2 separate regions of the Homo sapiens genome follow, and region 2 is linked to region 1. A link is an interaction called in ENCODE POLR2A ChIA-PET data of the cell type or tissue named here. Cell type or tissue: Panc1. All regions are shown on one strand. Links, peaks and the distances in the headings refer to the core of each region. The heading gives the core; the rest is flanking DNA.

Region 1 (5,368 bases), core at 101-5,100:
AACTCCTGGGCTTGAGCAACCCTCCTGCCTCCGCCTCAAGCTCCTGAGTAGCTGGGACGACAGGCAGGTACCACCATGCCCAGCTAATTTTTTTAGTTTTCTGGTAGAGATGGAGTCTTAATTACTGTGTTGCCCAGGCTGGTTTCATTCCTGGGCTCAAGCGATCTTCCCGCCTTGGCCCCCAAAGCACTGGGATTATAGGAATGAGCCACCATGCCTGGCCTTAATAAACATTTTTATTTAACGACTGTGTGCCTGCATTGTTCTCAGTGCTGGGAATAGACAGTGAACAAAATGGACAAAAAGTTACCCCTGGTATGCTGGTAATGCTAATTTTCTTTTCTTTTGGGATGGAGTCTCACTCTGTCGCCCAGGCTGGAGTGCAGTGGTGCGATCTCGGCTCACTACAAACTCTGCCTCAGGTTCAAGCGATTCACCTGCCTCAGCCTCCCGAGTAGCTGGGACTACAGGCATGTGCCACCACACCTGGCTAATTTTTTTTTTTTTTTTGTATTTTTAGTAGAGACAGGGTTTCGTCATGTTGGCCAGGCTGGTCTTGAACTCCTGACCTCAGGTGATCTGCCTGTCTTGGCCTCCCAAAGTGCTGGGATTACAGGTGTGAGCCACTACGCCCAGCCCAGTCAGCAGATTTAGTTATTTTTATTTTTATTTATTTATTTATTTATTTATTTGAGACGGAGTCTTACTCTGTCACCCAGGCTGGAGTGCAGTGGCGCTATCTCGGCTCACTGCAAGCTCTGCCCCCCGGGGTTCACGCCATTCTCCTGTCTCAGCCTCCCGAGTAGCTGGGACTACAGGCACCTGCCACCACGCCCGGCTAATTTTTTTTTTTTTTTTTTTGTATTTTTAGTAGAGACAGGGTTTCACTGTGTTAGCCAGGATGGTCTCAATCTCCTGATCTCGTGATCCGCCTGCCTCGGCCTCCCAAAGTGCTGGGACTACAGGCATGAGCCACCGCACCCAGCTATTTTTTTATTCTTTTTGAGATGGAGTCTCGCTCTGTCGCCCAGGCTGGAGTGCAATGGCGCGATCTAGACTCACCGCAACCTCTGCCTCCCAGGTTCAAGCGATTCTCCTGTCTCAGCCTCCTGAGTAGCTGGGATTACAGGCACCCACCACCACACCATGCCCAGCTAATTTTTGTATTTTTAGTAGAGATGGGGTTCCACCATGTTGGCCAGGCTGGTCTTGAACTCCTGACCTCAGGTGATCCACCTGCCTCAGCCTCCCAAAGTGCTGGGATTACAGGCGTGAGCCACCTACCCAGCCCCAGTCAGCAGATTTTGAATCTCACTTGAAGAATGGGCACGAGTCTGTGTGGGGCAGCATCTGTGTTGTCTGCACACACATGTGCTTCCATGTCTGTGGGCAGCCCTGGCCGCTCCTGCATGTGCTTGCCCCTACCTGGGCTCCACACTGAGAATGCGGAACGCTGGGCTAGTCTCTGATAGTCGCTCCCGTTTCACCGGACATTCCTTCTCCTGGGGGCAGAGGTCAGAGGTTAGGGAATACTAGGCCCAAGGGACCTCCAGGTGACCACCACCTGCCCTCCCACCTGCATGAGGTCAGCCCTGCCCTCACCCAGCAACGCATGATGTCCCAGAGGGCAGAGGCAGGGGCATCCGTCTTCACAGCGTTCTTACAGGCGTGGGAGAGTGAGACCCGGAAGTCAGCGTGGAGGAGGGCCGACCTGGGGAACAGCAGGGATTATGAGGGAGATGCCGGACTCCTTGACCCCAAAGCCCAAGCTGACCAGCGTAGGTAAGACTACCTTCGGCAAGGGCTCATGGCTACAGAGTTCATTTCTTTTCTTTTCTTTTTTTTTTTTTTTTTTTTTTTGAGATGGAGTCTCGCTCTGTCGCTCAGGCTGGAGTGCAATGGCGCAATCTTGGCTCACCACAGCCTCCGCCTCCTGGGTTTAAGCGATTCTCCTGCCTCAGCCTCCCGAATAGCTGGGACTATAGGCATGTGCCACCACGCCCAGCTAATTTTTGTATTTTTAGTAGAGACAGGGTTTCACCATGTTGGCCAGGATGGTCTCGATCTCTTAACCTTGTGATCCGCCCGCCTCAGCCTCCCAAAGTGCTGGGATTACAGGAGTGAGCCACCGTGCCTGGCCTTCTTATTTATTATTTTTTTGAGGTGGAGTCTCACTCTGTCGCTCAGGCTGGTGTGCAATGATGCAATCTTGGCTCACTGCAGCCTCTGCCTCTCAGGTTCAACCAATTCTCCTGTCTCAGCCTCCTGAGTAGCTGAGATTACAGGGATGTGCCATGACGCCTGGCTAATATTTTGGTATTTTTAGTAGAGATGGGGTTTCGCCACGTTGACCGGGCTGGTCTCGAACTCCTGGCCTCAAGTGATTCGCCCGCCTCAGCCTCCCAAAGTGCTGGGATTACAGGCATGAGCCACCACACCTGGCCTTTTTCTTTTTCTAATTATTATTATTATATTTTAAATGGAGTCTCGCTCTGTTGCCCAGGTTGATGTGCAGTGGCGCAATCTTGGCTCACCACCGCCTCCTCCTCCTCCCAGGTTCCAGTGATTCTCGTGCCTCAGCCTCCCAAGTAGCTGGGACTACAGGCATGTGCCACCACACCCAGCTAATTTTTGTATTTTTAGTAGAGACAGGGTTTAACCATTTTGACCACGCTGGTCTTGAACTCCTGACCTCAAGTGATCTGCCCACCTCAGCCTCCCAAAGTGCTGGGAATATAGGCATGAGCCAATAAGCCTGGCCTAATTTTTTTTTTTTTTTTTTTTTTTTAAAGAGACAGGGTCTCATTTTGTCACCCAGGCTGGAGTGGCATGATCATAGCTCACTTTAGCATCAAACTCCTGGCCCAAATGATCCTCCCACCTCAGCCTCCTGAGTAGTTAGGACTATAGGCATGTATCACCATGCCAGGCTAATGGGTGTGTGTGTGTGTGTGTGTGTGTATACATACGTATGTATGTGTGTGTATATGTATGTGTGTGTACATATATATTTATTTATTTATTTGTTAGAGATAGGGTCTTACTACGTTGCCCAGGTTGGCCTCAAGTGATCTTCCTGCCTCAGCCTCCCAAGGTACTGGGATTACAGGAATGAGACAGTGCACCGGGTTCTCCCCACCCCCTCGCAAGTTCTATGCATGAGAATCCCTGGACTTGCCCCAGGCCACCCTGTGGTCTGGGACAGGCTCCTCCCGACCCCAGGGGCTCTTACCGCAACTGCAGGAGGCTTGGTGTGTTGCAGTGGATGGTGCTGCTCAGCTGGTCCAGGGTGTAGTACAGAGGCACGTCCGGGAGCTCCTGCGATGGGGGACAGGATGGGCATGAGTGGAGATGGACGGGCACAGGTGGAGCCCCCTTCCCCGTCACAGCCCGGCTCTCACCTCAGTGATGACGCTCAGGACCCCTCGGATCCGCTCCGAGGTGTGGAAGCGGCCGGGGTTAGCGCTCACAGCCTCCAGGACACGGCCCACAAAATCCAGGTCATGGATGGGCTCTGCCCACATGGGGCCACCAAGCTGGGGGCGCACCGGGGACAGGTGAGCAGGGACTATGACCTTCAAGACCCTCTTGCTCCTTTGCCTCCCCTGGCCTAGCCCTACCTGGTGTCGTTGCCCACAGTGTTCACACTCGGGGGTCACAGGGGGACCACAGGCTGCAGAGAACTTGGCCCTAAACAGAGAGGGGTGGTTGGTGGGGAGGGAGGAAAACCCTGGGACTCCCCTTCTTCTCCTTCCTCCCTGCTCACCGGCCGCTGGGGACTCCTGACGCTTTGCCGAGACGCTGAAGGTGGAAGGCCCCGCAGCCCACACACTGGAACACCAGCGCCTGCTTGCTGTGGGGGGTACCAGTGGCCACGAGTTCCCAGCGTGACCACGACACCCCAACTCCTCCCTTAGACTGGCTCTGTCCCTTAAGAAGCCCCAGATCCCCCAGGGCAAGGTCCTGTCTCCTCTCTCAATCCACCACCGCTCTCTGCCCCCGGGCTGACCTGGCTGAGGCCTTGACCTTGGCCTGGCCGGTGAAGACACGGACAAAAACACGCACGTAGAAGTCAGCGCTGATGCTGAGCAGCGGCACCACGAAGCGCTGGTAGCAGTTGGCGCGGAGGTCCAGGCTGTGCAGGACGATTCTCAGGGCCTGGGGGTGGGGGGTGGGTGTCAGCCTCCCCTCCACTATCCACCCACCCCACCAGGAGCCCTATGTGGTACTCACAAGTACAGGCTCAGGGCCAGCTCCCTGGGATCCAAGCCCACCCCTGAAAGTCCTGGCTGTGGGACCCTCAACAAGTGAGTATCCCCTCTCTGTGCCTCAGTTTCTTCATCTGCAAAATCACAACAGTCCCTGTCTGTGGCACTGCTGGGGGCACTAAACGAGTGAGGAAAGCATAGATCCAACCTATTCTGACCAGCATTATCGGTGTGCCATGTGGCATGTACTGAGGACCCACGTTCCAGCCCCCAAGGGCTCTGTGGGCAGGAAGTGGGGATACTAGGTGCTGTAGAACTGCTGGGGCCTGGGCCGGGCGTGGTGGCTCATGCCTGTAATCCCAGCACTTTGGGAGGCTGGTCAGGAGTTTGAGACCAGCCTGGCTAACATGATGAAATCCCCGTCTCTACTAAAAATACAAAAAATTAGCTGGGTGTGGTGGCGGGCGCCTGTAATCCCAGCTACTAGGGAGGCCGAGGCAGGAGAATCACTTGAACCTGGGAGGCGAAGGTTGCAGTTAGCTGAGATCTCACCACTGCACTCCAGCCTGGGCAACAAGAGTGAAACTCCATCTCAAAAAAGAAAAAAAAGCAAAACGGCTAGGGCTTTCCTGCTAGTGTGAGACTCTGATATGGGAAAGGAGACAGCATTTCCCGGGCTGACTTCATGACAGGACCCTTTAGGAACAAGGGCAAGAGCCCTCTGTGGACCACGCTGGAGTGCAGTGGCACTATCAAAGCTCACAATAACTTTGAACTCCTAGGCTCAAGTGATCCTCCTGCCTCAGCCTCCAGAGTAGCTGGGACCACAGGCATCCACCACCACACCTAGGTAATTTTTAGGGTTTTTTTGTAGAGATGGGGTCCTCGCTATGTTGCCCAGGTTCCTGACCTCAAGTGATCCTCCCACCTTGGCCTCCGAAAGTGCTAGGATTACAGGCATGAGCCGCTGCACTTCGCCACTCAGCCTTCTTGAATCCTGATCAGACACTCAATAGGGTCAGACCATTTTTTTTTTTTTTTTTTGAGACAGAGTTTTGCTCTTGTTGCCCAGGCTGGAGTGCAATGGTGCCATCTCGGCTCACCGCAACCTCCACCTCCCGGGTTCAAGTGATTCTCCTGCCTCAGCCTCCCGAATAGCT
Region 2 (5,368 bases), core at 298-5,297, 58 kb before region 1:
CTTTGTCCCATGGTGGCAGCATTCCGGCCCGGTTAATTGCATGCCACCCTTCCCAGGTCCTCTTGTTCCGTCTGCTCGATGAAGGTAAAGGCTGATTTCCCTGGGATCTGCCCATGCTCTGCTTCTCGACCTGTGTTTTCACCTGTAATCAGCAATGCCACTTATCAGTGTCTCTGAACCCTATCTCATTTAAGCCCATGACAGTCCAGTGAACTCGGCACTTTTATAATCCTTGTGTTATGCCTAGAAGCTGGCAGACGGAAGAATCTTGCTCAAGGCCACCCACTAGCGAGCAGCAGCCCTGGGGCCTGTCCCCACCCTGCACATCTGCCCCTCACTGCTGACCACCCTGGCTTATCTCAGGGTCTGATTTCTCCTTGTGAACTCTAAACTCTTCTTTCCAGCTACCAGGCAGATGCCTTGTGGACAGCTTGCCCCCGTATCCACAAGGTACCTCCCAGTACTCCTGGCTGCCCTCTGCTCCCTGCTCCATTCCTTGTCTTGGCTGTGGGCATCACCACCTAGCCAAGCACTTGAGCCCTCACAACCAGACTAACCACAGGCCGGTGAAAGGGCTGAAGCCTCCCTGCCTTTTCACCAGGCTGAGTTTTCAGAACTCAGTGTCTTCTCCTCTCTGTTGTATTTTTTTTTTTTAATTCCCCATCTCCCCAGGTTGGATTTGTCTTTTATTAAGATATAATTCACATAATAAAATTCACTATTTTAAAGTGTACAAGGCCAGGCATGGTGGCTCATGCCTGTAATCCCAGCGTTTTGGGAAGCCGAGGCAGGAGGATTGCTTGAGGCTAGGAGTTCAAGACCAGCCTGGGCAACACAGGGAGACCTCATCTCTGCAAAAAATAAAAAATAAAAAAATTAGCAGTACTTGGATTTGTATTTTATTAAGATTTAAATCACATAATAAAATTCAGTATTTTAAAGTGTACAGGGCCAGGCATGGTGGCTCATGCCTATAATCCCAACATTTTGGGAGGCCAAGGCAGGCAGATCACTTGAAGTCAGGAGTTCGAGACCAGCCTGGCCAGCATGGTGAAACCCTGTCTTTACTAAAAATACAAAAAAAACATTAGCCAAGTGTGGTGATGCAGCCTGTAATCCCAGCTACTCGGGAGGCTGAGGCAGGAGAATCACTTGAGCTCAGGAGGCAGAGGTTGCAGTGAGACAAGATCGCGTCACTGTACCCCAGCCTGGGCGACAGAGCAAGACTCTGTCTAAAAAAAAACAAAACAAAACAAAAATTAGCCATGCACGGTGGTGGCGTGCATTTGTAATCCTAGCTACTTGGGAGGCTGAGGCAGGAGGATTGCTTGAACCCAAGAATTTAAGGTTGCAGCAAGCGATGATCACACTACTGCACTCCAGCCTGGGCAGGCAACAGAGTAAGACTGCCTCTAAAAAAAATAAAAAATAAAAAAATAAACTAAAAATTAAGCATAGGATTCAGTGCCATTTAGTACCTTCACAATGTTGTGTAACCATCACCACCATCTAATTCCAGAACAATTCCATTGCTCCCAAAAGAAACTCCATACCTATTAGTTGTTAGTCCCAATTCCTCATTCCTCCTAGGCCCTGGCAACCGCTAATCTGCTTTGTTTCTATGGATTTGCCTAGTTGTGGATGTTTCATATAAATGAGATCATACACTATGTGGTCTTCATGTCGGGCTTCTTTCACGGAGCATAATGTTTTCAAGGTTCCTATATGTTGTAGCAGCAAGTGTCAGTGGTTCCTTTTTTTTTTTTTTTTGAGACAGAGTCTTACTCTGTCGCCCAGGCTGGAGTGCAGTGGCGCGATCTCTGCTCACTGCAACCTCTGCCTCCTGGGTTCAAGCGATTCTTCTGCCTCGGCCTCCTAAGTAGCTGGGACTACAGGCGCCCGCCACCATGCCCAGCTAATTTTTGTGTTTTTAGTAGAGACAGGGTTTCACCATATTGGCCAGGCTGGTCTCGAACTCCTGATCTCGTGATCCGCTCACCTCGGCCTCCCAAAGTGTTGGGATTACAGGCGAGAGCCACTGCACCCGGCCAGTTCCTTTTTAAGGCCAAATAATATTTAATTGTATGGCTGTGCCACATTTTGTTTATCCATTCATACATTGATGGATATTTGGGCTCTTTCCACTTTGTGGTGTGAGTAATGTTGCAGTAAACATGCATGTACAAGCATTTATGTGGATGTATGTTTTGGATTCTCTAGGGTATATACTTAGGAATTGCCCTGTCCTAGAGTTTCATAACTGCATTCCTTGTGCATCTTGTCTGCCCAGCAGTGCTGTCCCCTTAGTGGGCACCCAGGGTCTCTCTGGGTTGGGCCCCTGCTGACCCTTCCATCACTGCATTTCTTTACTTCTCCTATACTGCATATTCCAGCATTTGGAGCTCTCTATAGCCCCTGAGTGTGCTGTGCTATTCCTGCCTTTGGGCCTCTGCTCATGTGTATCTGGCATGGTCCCTTCCCCTTTTGTCTGACGGCCTCTATCTTTTTACCCCCGGCCTGGCTGTCACCTCCTTGGTGCAGCCTTGTCCCGCATCACTTCTCATCCTCTGAGGCCAGTCCCTCCCTCTGAGGGGGCCTCCATTTTGTCCATTACACACCAGCTTTCAGCTGCAGGGGGGTGTTACCCAGGCAGCTTCTCTGGCTCTGTATCTGTGTGGTTCCTGGCGTCTAGCAGGTGCCAACAAACACATGTGGAATTAACTTTAAGGCACTGCATGTGCTTTTCCAAGTGTGCATGTCACAGATCTGTGTGTGACCCACACAGATTTGTATGTCTGCCCCTGCAGACATACAAATGAATATAGAATCAAGGTGTACCTCCCATTACTCTCTGGACCCCTGGGTGTCGGTGGCCTCATATTTGCTTCTCTGTGACCCAGACAGGACTTGGAGAGCTCTAGAGTGATTCTGAGGAAACCCAGTCCCCTTTAACCCAAACAGGTGACCTAACTGTTCCAGACTACTGGGGAAGCTCTGGTCACAGGGGACATGCGACCTGTCTTTTGGCTCTTTCCCTTCACTCCTCTAAGCATGTGGCTGAGTAGCCTGCAGACAGATGGCCTGTCCCTTCCGTCCTTCCAGACCAGCCCCCTTGGAGATGGCCCTGGGCAGGGAGAAGGCAGGCCCCAAAGCAGCCTCCAGGTCCCGGGAGAAAAGCATAGTTGCTACCCTGGTGTTGTTGGTAATGACTTGGCAGTGGAGGGAGGAGGGTGCATACCTCCAGGAGGATAGTAGCAGGGGAGCCACGGAGTAGCTGCCCCATGGCTTGGGTACTGTGCTGCAGATCTCATCGCTGAAGGTGTGGCTAAGGCTGTCCCACCAGGTGTTTGGGATGCTGTCTGGCCCCTATACCAGCCCCACTCAGGGCCAGAGGGCTCTAAATGAGTCACTCAGCTCTGGCTTTGCCAGGTGGCCCAGGGTAGGGGGATGCCTCAGGTGGGCACATCACGGTGCTGCCAAAGACTCAAGGAGGAAGAGGGGTGTGTCTGGCCACTACCCAGAGCTCACTCAGGGTACTAGGGATGGAAGGGAAGAGGAGGGGAATGCTGTCTGACCTGACAGCATTGCACAAGTCAGCCGTCCTGCAAGGTGGCTCTTTGCTGCTTTTCTTCTCGCTGGTTCTCCCCTGTCCTTCTCTAGCTGGGATTCCAGCTCTAGTCAGCCAGTGACATCTCCCCCGTACCCAGGCCAGTGAGCCAGATTTTTTTCCAAGCCTCAAGTCAGGCAGGTTCGGGGAGGAGACAGCCTCTCAGGCGAGTGAGCTCTAGAGGCCCTTCCTCGGAGAAGCCCAGCCCTCCTCCTCCTCCCTTCTTGGCCCTCTCCTCTCCCTGGGCCTCTTCCCCACGTGGCTCATTACAACTCCAGTTGTTCAGGTCTTGACCTCAAGAGCCTTCCCTATTGACCCCTGACCAGCGATACTAATCTGTGTCAACAGGCCCCAGGGGTTAAAGAAACACAACCCGCCGCTGCCGCCTTAGCAGGTGCCTGGAGGGGGCGGGGCGGCTCCCGGGAGCAGCCGGGCGGCTGCGGGAAGGCACTTCTTAGGCGCCGCCTCCTCCTCACAGCGCCCGCCTTCTCCGCTCCGGCTTCATGCTCTCCAGGTTTCTCCACTTCCTTTGCAGACCTCCCTCCTGCCGATTACCCACTCCTCTGTGCCCCATTTCCCTTCTGTCTTTCCTTTGCTGTCCACTCTGCTTGCAGGATTTGGGACCAAACGCCCTCAGGCATCCAGGTGGTGCCCGGGTTGATATGCAGCTGCCTGCCCTTGCACCTCTGGGGGCTTGTTAAAATGCAGATCCTGGGGCTTGTCCAAGTGGGTAGGTCTGGGCAGGGCTCGTGAATCTGCATTTCCACCTAGTACCCAGGTGCTGTTGGTCCTCCAGGCTTTCCCCCTGCCTCTGCCAGCTGCTGCCTCTCTGAGATGTGCTCTTTTGTCTCCAGGAATGGAGCCATCCTTAGGAGACAGAGGCACACTGCTGGCCATCTAGGCTGGGGGTAGAGCCCAGATGGGAGCCCACCTGGATGGCACGAACCACCTGAGTGATCCCCCTGTTCTCAGAACACAGGTGGGTCACCTGAGGATGTCCTGGTGACGATGCAGGAGCTGCCAGGCAGGACCACCATGAGTCACTGGGGGTCATGCCAGTGAGCTTCCTGCGCTGCTGGCCCTGGCTCTGCTGAGGGCCATGTCAGGGTGAAGGGGGCACACTCCTGGCTTAGATAAGACAATCCAGATTCTCTCAGAGAAACAGTCACATGTCAGACATGTGCCCTTTCTTGGGCTGAACCTAGAGTTGTTCATAGCCTGGCCTTAACCCTGCCGATTCCATATACTGTGCTCATCTCGACCCAGTTGAGGCTGTGCTTCTGTGCTTCTTGGAACGGCTCGGCTCCAGGGCCGTGAGGTTGGCACCCCCTGCACCCGTCCACACACACAGACCAGAGGAGTGAGGATGATGAGGACAGGGACATTAATCACAGTTCTGTTCTGCCTGGCACTGCAGCCCAAGTCCCCAGGAGTCTGTGTCTTCCCATGTTCCCTTCGTCCTGTTCACAGGGAGGTGGAAATCCAGACAGAAACCTGCCTTCTCCTCCATCCCCACTTGAAGCTGCTGGTACTGCCTCTGGCCATCCAGCCTTAAGACGTCCCTTCCTTCCGTGTGGCCCCACAGCCACAGGCTGCCCCTCCTGCACAGTGCACACATGTCTGGCAGGAGATGGCCCAGAGAAGGTGCTAAGCAGAATGCGGGGTAGGGCTTCATCAGGGCCTGGTGTGCTGGGTGGTTTGACAGTGTTTTGTGGGGGTCTTTCCTGTAGCTCCAGGAAACCTAGATGGGGGTCAGGCTGG

What was found. Peaks named below come from ENCODE experiments on the same cell type or tissue, not always from the same donor. Only the 100,000 strongest peaks of a DNase experiment are listed, where the experiment ranks them.
Region 2: POLR2A ChIA-PET joins it to region 1 with 18 read pairs; 18 of 35 experiments call an interaction of 5 or more read pairs at or near these places.

Annotation. Positions count from the first base shown.
Region 1 is chr19:13,106,149-13,111,516 of GRCh38, forward strand. TRMT1 (tRNA methyltransferase 1) reads right to left here. Exons shown (of 17, transcript NM_001136035.4): 8 at 4,010-4,158; 9 at 3,767-3,853; 10 at 3,621-3,690; 11 at 3,402-3,536; 12 at 3,233-3,318; 13 at 1,603-1,711; 14 at 1,426-1,502. Among named protein-coding and RNA genes, the nearest start is that of LYL1, 6.0 kb to the left of the region's middle. RefSeq lists an enhancer at 3,503-4,003. In Panc1, for the core only: no CTCF peak of the experiment used is centred there; no DNase peak of the experiment used is centred there.
Region 2 is chr19:13,047,842-13,053,209 of GRCh38, forward strand. All of the region lies in intron 2 of NFIX (nuclear factor I X), which reads left to right. Among named protein-coding and RNA genes, the nearest start is that of NFIX-AS1, 35 kb to the left of the region's middle. RefSeq lists an enhancer at 4,856-5,368. In Panc1, for the core only: no CTCF peak of the experiment used is centred there; no DNase peak of the experiment used is centred there; H3K4me3 peaks cover 297 bases; H3K27ac peaks cover 3,965 bases.